2 separate regions of the Homo sapiens genome follow, and region 1 is linked to region 2. A link is a contact called in ENCODE Hi-C data. All regions are on one chromosome and are shown on one strand. Each heading gives the region's core, a stretch centred on a gene start or an enhancer-like site at or near the end of the contact. The rest is flanking DNA. Distances are from core to core; before and after follow the strand shown. Region 1 holds the start of NKX6-2 (NK6 homeobox 2). Region 2 holds the start of EBF3 (EBF transcription factor 3).

Region 1 (5,407 bases), core at 1,240-3,739, 2.8 Mb before region 2:
GCGTCGGCGCCGATGCCGGCAGCCTTCCTCGCGGGACATCTGCTCGCGGGCCAGGAGGTGGCATCGCGGACCTCTCCAGGCAGCGGGGCCGCCGGGCGGCGGAGCCCAGGCAAAGACATCGCGGTCGGAGGCGCTCGGACCTTCCCGGGAGGAGGGGGAGTTGCCTCGGTGGTTTCCGAGAGGGCGGCACCGGGGGACGCAGGAGAAAAGGTGCGGGCGGGGGCCGGAGAGGGGACGGGGCCCGGAGTGGGCGCCGGGAAGCGTAGGAGGTGAAGCCACCGGACCCACGCGCAGCTCCGCGAGGAGGAGGGCGGGAAAGCGCGTGGGGCGCAGGCCGGGGAGCCGGGTAGGACGCGGCACCTGCGGAGCGCGCCAAGACTTCCACGGCTTACAAGAACGTGGGAGAGGGACCCCCCCTTACCCGGCTCCTCTGCGCCCCCAACTCACCCTGGCCCCTCATCCCGCGCCCCTGAGCCCTGGAGAGCCGCGCGCTCCGCAGCCAGTGACACGCCAGCCCCACCCGCGACCCCACGCGTTCCCTCGGCAGCCCAGGGAGGACCGGGGGGCGCAGACAGACCCAGGGTTTATCGGGCCGCAGCGCAGCGCCTCCAGGTCCATGTTTCCTCAGCCATAAAACAGCGCTAGCGACGCCCCCTGCCCCGCCCCTCCAGGCTGTGAGAAGAGCCAGAGCCTGTCCCGAGCGCGGCTTCCTCCCGCCGTTCCGCCCGCGCGCGCCTCCTGGGCCTCAGTTCGGGCGACCCGCACCCCTCCCGGCCCGCCCAGGGTCTGCCCGGCCGCGCAGAGTGGGGGATCCCAGGGCGACAGCAGCCCCCGCCCCCAACTCCCCCTGCCCGCCCCCCCCGGCCCCGCAGTTCCCGCGTCTCAGCTCAGAGCCCGAGCCTTGGGCGCGGGCGCCGTCGCCTTGGGGTGCTGGGAGGGGCCCGAACCCGACCCGGGAGGGCCCTTCCTCGTGTCTCCTCCGAGGGAGCGGGGCGCAGGACAGGCCGGGGCGGGTCTCGGGGCCGGACGGGCGCTGGGGGTTCCCGGGCCAGGCTCCGCGGGGGCCGATCACCGGTGGGGCGGCCGCGCCCAATCGAATCCCAATCCCAGTCGAATCGAGTGCGGAGTCGACGGGGGAAGCGAACCCCCCGTGAACGCGGGGCTGCACCTCAGTGGAGCCGGAAGCCGCCGGGGCAGCCCCGAGCGCGCACACACCCGGCGGCCGCACCACTGCCCCGGAGTTTGGCCGCAGGTGGCTTTTCCAAGCCGCCATCCAGGAGCGGCCGACGGCGCCAAGTCCCCGCCTCGACCTGCACAAAACGAAAACGGACGCTGGAGGGGGGCGAGGGGGCGGACGTGAGACCCCGGCCCCGAACCCCGGGCGCCGCCTTCCTCCGCGGCACAGGCCCGAGAGAGGCCACGCAGCGGCGTTCCCTGCGCACAGACTCGGGCTCCCCACGAGCCGTGGGCCACAGCCACAGCCGCCCCGTGTCCCTAAATCAATACGAGACGTCACCACAGACGTCGGAGCGTTTGCTCGCGGCCGCCGTGCGCGGGGCTCGGAGTCATCTCACCGCCCGGTCTGCGGGATGGATGAGCGAGCGGCTCCCGGTGCCGTGGGGGCGGGGGGGACACCGGCCCCCCGCGCGCGTCTAAGGCCGCGTTTCTGCCGCTGCGCCCCCAGCCCGCACCCACGTTCGGGCCCTGGACAGGGCTTCCGCGCTGAGGCCGTCCTGGTCTCTGTTCTCCCGGCCGGGGATTCGCGAGAGGCGGCCCGTGGGCGAAGTCGTGGGCCCAGGTCACATCCTGGGGGACCCCCAGCGGGAGACCTGGAGGCCGATGACGGGGAAGTGCCGAGCCGCGCGTGTGGTCCCGGGACCCGCCTCCCCGCCCCGCTCCCGCCTGCCTCACTCCTCCACCGCGCCGGCCGCGTGTCGGCGAAACCAGAGGCAGCTCCGTGCGAGCCTCGCCCGGCCGTGAGGCCCGTGGATTCCGTGGACTCGAGGCCCGCGTCCTCCGCCCTCCTGTGGCCCCGACCTGCCCGGAGCGCGTTCCCCGCCGGCGTCCGCTGCCGCTCACACCCACCCCAGCCACGGGCGGCGGAGCAGTCGCGACTGGGACGCGGGCCGGGACTCTTCCCCGAGTGGGGCGCTCCGAGCGCGCGGGCGGGTCCTCAAATCTGCATTCTTTCCGTTAATAAAATACGTTCTCGTATTTTTTCCTGATTTCGCATGAAAACCTTTGCCTAACTACACTCCCATCCAAGCTGGATTTATTTCGTCCCCGGGGAGATAAATCGGGGCGAATTTACAGCCCGGGAGGCACCTGCCGCGCTAATGGGCCCTTCATGGAGTGCGCGGCCGGCGGGGGCGCGCGGGCGGGGGGGGGGCGCCGGCCAATGGCCGGACCGCGGGGTCCGCAGCCAATCAGCGCGCGCGCCGCGCCCCGGGGAGCCCCCGTTATCAGCGCGTCCGTCCCGCGCGGCGCCGCTCCGACCGGCCCCGGAGCCGCCGCCGCCGCCGCCCGCCCGCCCGCCCCGCGCCGGAGCCGCCCGCCCGCCCCCCGCGCCCCGCGCCCCGCGCTGCAGCCGACGCCCGCCCGGGCCGCGCGCAAACTTCCCGGGCCGGCGGGCAGGGGCGGCGGCGGCGGGGCCCGGATGGGAGCCCGGGCCGGCGGCGGCGGCGCCCATGGACACTAACCGCCCGGGCGCGTTCGTGCTGAGCAGTGCCCCGCTGGCCGCGCTGCACAACATGGCCGAGATGAAGACGTCGCTGTTCCCCTACGCGCTGCAGGGTCCGGCCGGCTTCAAGGCGCCCGCGCTGGGGGGCCTGGGCGCGCAGCTCCCGCTCGGGACCCCGCACGGCATCAGCGACATCCTGGGCCGGCCCGTGGGCGCGGCGGGCGGGGGCCTCCTGGGGGGGCTGCCCCGGCTCAACGGGCTCGCGTCGTCCGCCGGCGTTTACTTCGGGCCCGCGGCCGCTGTGGCGCGCGGCTACCCCAAGCCCCTGGCCGAGCTGCCGGGGCGCCCGCCCATCTTCTGGCCCGGCGTGGTGCAGGGCGCGCCCTGGAGGGACCCGCGTCTGGCTGGCCCGGGTGAGTGGCCCGCGCGGGGGGTGCGGGGCGGGTGGGCGCGGAGGGGGACCCCGCCGGCCGCTGACCTCCCTCCCTTCCCCTCCCTTGCAGCCCCGGCCGGCGGCGTCCTGGACAAGGACGGGAAGAAGAAGCACTCGCGCCCGACCTTCTCGGGCCAGCAGATCTTCGCGCTGGAGAAAACCTTCGAGCAGACCAAGTACCTGGCGGGCCCGGAGCGCGCGCGTCTCGCCTACTCGCTGGGCATGACCGAGAGCCAGGTGAAGGTGAGCGCGGCGGGGCTCGGGAGAGCAGAGCCGGGGGCCCGCGTCCTGCGAACGGCCCCAGCGCCAGCCCCGGGCCCCGCGGCCGCCTGACCGCCCCGTCCACTCCCAGGTCTGGTTCCAGAACCGCCGGACCAAGTGGCGCAAGCGGCACGCGGTGGAGATGGCGTCGGCCAAGAAGAAGCAGGACTCGGACGCCGAGAAGCTGAAGGTGGGCGGCTCGGACGCGGAGGACGACGACGAATACAACCGGCCCCTGGACCCCAACTCGGACGACGAGAAGATCACGCGGCTGCTCAAGAAGCACAAACCCTCGAACTTGGCGCTGGTCAGCCCGTGCGGCGGCGGCGCGGGGGACGCCTTGTGAGGACCCGCGGGGTGGGGGCGAATCTATTTTTGCAGAATCCGGGGGCGGCCCCGGGTGGGCGCGAGTCGCTTTGTATCATCAATAAATTATTTAACGGGTCCCCGTCGGAGCCGTCGCTCCGGAGCCTGCGCCGCGTGTTTCTTCCGTCTCGAACCCGGAGCGAGGCGGCCCCTCCCCGGCCCCGGCTTCGCCCCTGCGCCCGCCTCGGGTCCTCCGGGTTCCCGGTGCGGAGGCTGCGGGCCCCGGGCAGGCGCGAGGAGGCGGCGAAGGCGCAGGGAAGGGGCCCGGCCCGCGGGAAGGAACCGCAGCGACAGCCGCCAGGAGCCCGGGACGGAGCCGGGGACGGAGCAGCAGGTACGGCCCGGCCCGCCTCGCCTCGGGGCGGATTCGGACGCGCTTGGGGGTTCCCGAAAGGGCGGGTGAGCCGCGTACCCGCCTCGAGTCCCCGCGGGAGGTTTTTCTTCTTCCGTTTTCCCGCTTTGGGGCCACGTACTCGTTGCCACCGGGCACCCGTTCCCGCTTGGCCGAGGGCTTCGCTCTGATTATTTCCAAAGTCCCTCTGCGCATCAGCGGATCCCATAGGCCCGCCCTGGGCTCAGCCGGTGGAACCGGGTCTGATCCGCTGCACGGAGGCCCTTCGGTCACCATCCCGCCAGATCTTCCCGCGGTGGAAAGCAGTTTCTTCCGAACTAGGACCGCAAAGAGAAATCCGAAATAATTCCGCCCGCGGAGCGGCGGGGCCTCCCGTGGGTCACGCGGGGTCAGGGAGCCGGAGGCCCCCTGGGCAAGGCCCGCAGCGCCCAGCCGGGGGCTCGGGGGACCCGTCTCCTGCCCTGAAATGCCGCCAGCTCCGCGGGGCTGTGACTGCGGCTGACAAAACCCCTCCAGCCTCCCGCAGCCTCTGTGGCCGGGGCTGCCCATCGCTGCATCTTAATGGGCGTGGCTGTTGAGTTTTAATTTTTAAAAATTAAATGTAAATAATGATATCACTGCGGTGGTACGATTTCTCTTGGCATTTGCGGAAGCGTTAAAGGGAAATAGAAAGGGCTTAAACTCGGCGCGTTTTGTTTTAGGCTCTTAGCAGCCTTCTTTACAAGGAAGCAACTCGAAGGGCAGAAGCAACGCTTTTCTGTGGGGAGCCCCTCTCAGCTCAGAGCAGAGGGGCTTCTTAAAGTTTTGAGGAAGGCAAAGCGTTGATATAATCCCGTTTTAAAATGTTGAGGGATAAATCCTTTATTACAGTAGAAAGTCCAAAAGGCTGTGTTTCTCCTCTCAATGAACGGCTTAGTGTTTTGTGACAGCGTGTGATACAGTGAAATTCCAGGATTTCTAATGAGCTTGATCTCAAATAACAGGCTATACAGGAGGCCGCTCCCCTGAGTTAGCATTTCAAAGGTGGCAGGAGAAGGGAAAGGAAGAAAAAGCAACACGGGACTATTTTCACCACGGTCAATTTTATTGCTTAGGAACCAGACCGGTCACTTCCAAAGGCCCCTCAGAACGACCAACAGCTGAAACCCGCGGGGCGGACTCCGTGTTGAACCGCGGACAGCGGCAACCACAGCAGCGACACGGACCTGTGCTTCCACCAAGAACAGATTCCGCAGCGGACAGCAGTCACTTGCAGTGGTAGTATTTATCCCACACAAACACCCAGCTAATGCCTTCACCCGGTCCAGGAACTCTG
Region 2 (5,522 bases), core at 1,056-3,555:
GCTGCTGAACACAGATTTGCATTCATTTTCGCTTAATATCGTCCAAAATAGTGGGGCAGCTGCATTTGTTGTCAAAAAGGTTTAAAACCCCTTTTCTTTCTGGGGCAGGATCGTTACCTTATGTGATGGGCTTATAGAACTTTTTTTTCCTCTTTAGTCAACAGTATCAGATTTAGAAGGATTTGTTTTTAAACCTTCTAATTTGGTAATCAGATTTAAATCGCCTTGGCGCGTGTAATCTGAATTAAAGATACTGTAAATGATTTTAAGCATGATACTTTCGTTAGCGCAAGGAAGGGGCACCTCTAGCACAGGCTGGACATTTTAGGAAGTGTGCTATAAAGGAAGCATTGTTTCCTATTTCCAACTTCATCTTTCCCGAAAAGGCACTTTGCATATTCTGACAATAACGCTTGCCTGGCCGCTTGCCCTGCGTGAGCCCCCGAAGCAGCTAAACACGCAGAGACAAAGCGTTTCTCAACCCCACCCTCCCTCGATGGCCAACTTTATTTTGCGTTGTTTCTCCACGAAGAAAGTGTTCCCTCCTACACCAGTGTCTGCCGAGAGTGGAAAGCGCTGGGCTTATTAGGAATACAGAAATTTTCTTTTAATTTATCATGAACAGTTTCCATACACTTTGATTTAAGGTTATTAACATTCTATAGACAGTGGCATCTTTAATATGTGGCTATCGCTTCTAAAGACTAATCTCATTACCCTCAAATAGTCATAAAATATGATTTTATTATACTTACGTATTTAATTAGACGGCCGGCACCGTAATGGATTTTGAGATGGGACTGGCGCAACAGCTTTGATAATTCACTTATCTTTGGCAATAGTCATTAACCCCCAACACCAGCAAAATAGATCTCTTTCCAACACATCTTTTTTCTCACTCCTTCCAAGAGGCGTGGGGGTCCCCAGACAACGTGAATCGGACTTCGACTTTCCCGATTAATTAAAATATTAACGTACACACGCTGCCAATTCACGGGAAAAGGGAGTGCTGCCCCAGACCCGGCGGGAGGAGGCTGCCCTGCAACACACTTGCGCCCTGCAATCTTTTTTTTTTTTTTCTTTTAATCAAAAGGGCCTGATTTCTCTTGGCAGGGAAGTGCCTAGGACAGTTCCTGGTCGTCCCCTGGGTCTCTGCTCCGTGTCGCGCAGACGTCCTTTGGGCGGGCCGCGCTCCTGGGCGCGGAGTCCCGGCTACAGGAGCTGGGCCGCGGGGCCCACAGTCTGCCCGCGCCCGGCTGCCCTCCCGATTCCTAGAAACCAGGTCGGGAAGCCGCGCGCCGCGCGCTCACCCGGGTCCGGCGGCTCCGAGGGCCGGGCCACAGCGCCCGCGGCGTCCGCTTGGTTTTTGGAGCAGTTGGCTCCAGGGCGGTCTGGCCACCGCGCAGGTCGCGCAGCCAGACACCCGGCTCCGGGTCGCCGGAGAGGCCGGGCGCGCTTCCCGTCGGCCCGGAGAGACCGGAGCCTTCTTTGTCACTCGCTGTGCGTAAGAACAGGCCAGGGGCCGGGGTCTGCCGCGGCCACCGGGGGAGAGGGAGCATCTGGCAGACCCTGCCTCCGACGTGATTCCCTGCCCGGCACTCGGCGGCCTCCGCCGGGGTAGGAAGCTTGGGGTACCTGGCGGGGCTCAGACCGGGACCGGCCGGCCCTGCAGCAGCCTTAGGTCTGCTTAGAAATCAGGCTGAGCTGCGCGTCCAGCCTTGGCCGGGGAGCCCTGGGCACCCCTCCTCCCAGTCCGTTGCCCGCTCCTCCCTCCGGCGCCCTCCCTGCGGTCGACCTGCCTCTTCCCACTTCTCCTTCGGGCGGCCCCAGGACAAGCTGCAGCCCCTTGCATTTATTGCATGCATCTGGGCAACTTGGGGCGCCTCAGCATTTTACAGCCCCCCGCCCCGCCCATCGTGTTCGACTGTGTGGCAGGTTTTGCAGGGAGGTATTAAGGGGCCAAACTGCAATTGTGCAGTGGCTGCGTTTGTTTCTTTTCAAGATTTATTTGGGCGAGTAGTAACTTCCTTGGCCGCGGCTGGACGCGAGGAGCCGCGGTGCGTGGCGGGGGGCGGCGGCGGCGCTCGGTGGCGCTCGGCGGCGGCGGGGCTCGCGGGGCTCGCGGGGCTCGGGCCGGCTCGCGGCGCCGTCAGGCAGTCAGTCGGCGAGCGCGGCGGCGGCGGCGGCGAGGGGCGCGGCGAGGGGCGGCCGCTCCCATATATGGCGCAGGCACCGCCCCCCGACGTCACCCTCTGACAGCGCCGCTCCCGGGGGCTTCGAGTTTTGGCTCCCGGGAAAGGGTCCATTCCTCGGGGAGAGAGGGCTGAGTTTTGTGCGCCTCCGTCCGCTGCGCGCGCCGCTCCAGGCCCCGCCGCGCCCCGCCTGCGCCCGGGACTGCGCCGCAGCACTCACTGCCCCGTTTATTTGTCTTTGGAGCAGGCGGGCCGCGCCAGAAGCGGGCGATCCCGCAGTGTCCTGCAGCCGCGGACGCCGCCTGGCTAGGATGACACCACGTTGAGCGCGCCTGCAAACAACAACAACAACAAGCGCCGCCGCGGCCACCGCGTCCTGCTCCTTCGAAGCGCCGCCGCCGCCGGTGGAGCCGCCTCCGCGCCCCTGGCCGTCCGGAGCGCCCGGCCGCTGGTGTATGTCGCGCCTGCCCGGGACGGGCTGAAGCCGGCGGCGGGGCCGGACCGCAGGCGCCGAGCAGGGCGAGGGCGGCCAGGGCAGCCGCCTGCCGCCAAGCCCCGAGCGCCGCTGCTCGAGGAAACGCTTTCGGCCGGGAGCTGCGGCCGCCGCCAGCAGTTTTCATGTTTGGGATTCAGGAGAATATTCCGCGCGGGGGGACGACCATGAAGGAGGAGCCGCTGGGCAGCGGCATGAACCCGGTGCGCTCGTGGATGCACACGGCGGGCGTGGTGGACGCCAACACGGCCGCCCAGAGGTACGTACCGGCCGCCCCCGCGCGCCCTGGCCCCGGCCCCGGCCCGGCCCGGCCCCCTCCGCCGGCCGGCGCCGCGCTCCTCACCGGGCCGCTGTCTCTTTCCTCCCGCAGCGGCGTGGGGCTGGCGCGGGCGCACTTCGAGAAGCAGCCGCCTTCCAACCTCCGGAAATCCAATTTCTTCCACTTCGTGCTGGCGCTCTACGATAGGCAGGGGCAGCCGGTGGAGATTGAAAGGACCGCTTTTGTGGACTTTGTGGAGAAAGAGAAAGTAAGTGCAAACACACGATCACACCCTCTCTCTTTCTAGAAGCGGGAGGCAGGCGGTGCCGGTGCGCGGGGGTTCGAGTGCCCCCCTAGGCGGCGGGCTCGGCTCCGCCAGGCCACCCCGCCGCCGCCACGTGCGGCCGCCCGGGACCGCCGAGGGCTGGGCAACTTCTCTGCGCCCTCGGACTTACTCGGGGCGAGGAGAACGCTGGGCTTCCAGCAGGAAAGTGACATCACCGCGCTGCTTCGAGCTAGGAATCCTGCCATGTGTGAGGCCGAGAGCCTCGGTCGCGGAGGGGGACCGAGCGTGGTGGCCGCGCCTGACACCGATCGCACTAAATGCAATTATTTATCGTTACTTTCAGGAGCCAAACAACGAGAAAACCAACAACGGCATCCACTATAAACTCCAGTTATTGTACAGCAACGGTAAGTGCCTGCTGCGTGCTCGCCGCCCCTGCAGCGGCTGGCTCTCCTTTTCTGCGCTGGTGAAAGGACATAAAGATTTGAGATTAAAATGACATGGATGTAAACACGAAATCTTCTCATGGCATAGAAGGAAAACAAAACATAAACGATCAATAAGTCGATGGCACTTCACATGATTAACCGGTGGGGCTTGAAGTAGAAAGTAAGAAAAAGATCGATACGGGCTCCAGCAGAACATCACTTTTAAGTGACTTTTTTCAATTTTGCAAATTAATGTTAATTATTAGGATGGGGGTAACTCCATAAACGGAGCATAACTTACTTCCTGTGAACGAGTTTTTTTTTTTTAAATCCTCGAGAGACATTAGAAAGAGTTCAGCCTCTCACTCAGTTTCCATTTGGTGCTTTTTCTTTTCTAAAAATAAACGACCACATGGGCCCACCGCACACAGCTACCAGGCCTGCTCTCCACCAGGCAAGTTCCTTGCACCTTGAAATGCAAGCCCTAAGAGCCTTAAGGTTCTTAGTTAAGAAAAGAAAAAAAAAATTAAGCGAGAAGTGGTGGGGTTCTCTTTCTCCCTTTCAAAGGGATTGCCTAAGTTCTGCTGCATCACCGTGGCAGCAGTCCTGAGTTACAGACTTCCTGTGCTCCGTGTGCCCTCCCCGAGGTGCAGCACTCAAATCCTGATGAGAATTTGTCTCTGTTTTTTTGCAGGAGTCAGAACAGAGCAAGATCTGTATGTTCGCCTCATAGATTCAATGACCAAACAGGTGAGAAAGTTTATGCCTCTGCACGAGTTTTCACTGCTGGGCCTGGGTTGTCCTGGGCTTCAGAGGCAAGGGCACTGACAAATGGATCTCGTGTATTTGTTTTCCATTGAGTTTCCTTGACATGCTAATGAGAATTCCATATTTATTGGAATGAATGAAGCGATTGGTAAAATAGTTTATGTTGTCATTAGAACAGGACATATATGCTTTATTAAATGTCTTGTGATTGGAATCATATTCTGTCTTAATTAATTATGGTAATTAATATTTGACAAAAATTTCAAGATGTCCCCCCTCTTGTTTATTTTTAAATGCTTCTCTCTCTGCTAGGAATCAGTTCATTTGGATTTTTTTTCCTATAACAAAGGCAGCTAACTCCTAAGCCCATCGAGTTGGACTTGATTAGTTCATTTTTTTTCTCCTTTCCAGTGTGATGGTCTAGTAACACGAGACGTTTATTTGGATTTAAAAGTTAAATGTGTTGGGGTGAAAAGTCACCTTGTTCTCCTCTAGTCCATCTTCACCTCGCAGCCCCCCAGCTCCATAATTCAAACTCCAAGCTCCAGGGGTCACTCCAACCCGTCCACTGCTCTGCCCCCTCTCCCACCCTCTGTCATACCTTGTAAATAACATAATTACAAGCAGTTCCTTATTAAATTATTTAACCTGTCTTGGTCAACTTTTCCGATGATAACTATTGGCTATCAGTAATGTGATTAAGTGGAGAAAAGTGCGTCACTGCTTTTTGACATTGTGCAGTCTCTGGCTGCTGGTTTTGTGCTGGGTGGTGTGTTGTTGTTGATTTGGTTGTTTTAAAGATTTCCCCCCGCCCCCATTTTCTTAAAATAGAGTGTTGTGGTGGGGAGGGGGGCAGGTCCAGTTTGTAGATTAAATCCACTCGGCACAGATTGTTTTAAAATATACTTCCAAGCTGGACTTCACACTTAGAAATGAAAGTGGCTTCTTCGGTTTTGATGCTAACTTTAAGAATTGTGAGCCAAGTAAAGGAGAGCTCGTTGGGGCTTCCTGCAGCCCAGCACATATGCCTCCCACTCTCTGCATGCAATTAGTTTGCACATTTTATTTCCCCTTTAAAAAGTTTGTCCTTACCTAG

The links. Hi-C counts contacts between places; a loop is a spot of excess contacts on that map. Pooled maps may share reads with other maps.
Region 1: a map of naive thymus-derived CD4-positive, alpha-beta T cell shows a loop between it and region 2 (20-fold over the local background). The contact joins the promoter of NKX6-2 here to the promoter of EBF3 in region 2. A Hi-C loop is called at or near these places in 1 of 168 maps with a recorded cell type or tissue (naive thymus-derived CD4-positive, alpha-beta T cell), 4 of 37 single-sample maps with no recorded cell type and 7 of 50 pooled maps.

The regions. Positions count from the first base shown.
Region 1 is chr10:132,783,229-132,788,635 of GRCh38, reverse strand. NKX6-2 (NK6 homeobox 2) reads left to right here and starts at 2,489. Exons shown (of 3, transcript NM_177400.3): 1 at 2,489-3,093; 2 at 3,184-3,356; 3 at 3,466-5,407. The coding sequence starts at 2,688. The coding sequence ends at 3,720. INPP5A (inositol polyphosphate-5-phosphatase A) reads right to left here. Exons shown (of 16, transcript NM_005539.5): 16 at 5,156-5,407.
Region 2 is chr10:129,961,057-129,966,578 of GRCh38, reverse strand. EBF3 (EBF transcription factor 3) reads left to right here and starts at 2,305. Exons shown (of 17, transcript NM_001375380.1): 1 at 2,305-2,944; 2 at 3,056-3,212; 3 at 3,574-3,637; 4 at 4,353-4,408. The coding sequence starts at 2,811. RefSeq lists enhancers at 1-171, 1,207-2,178.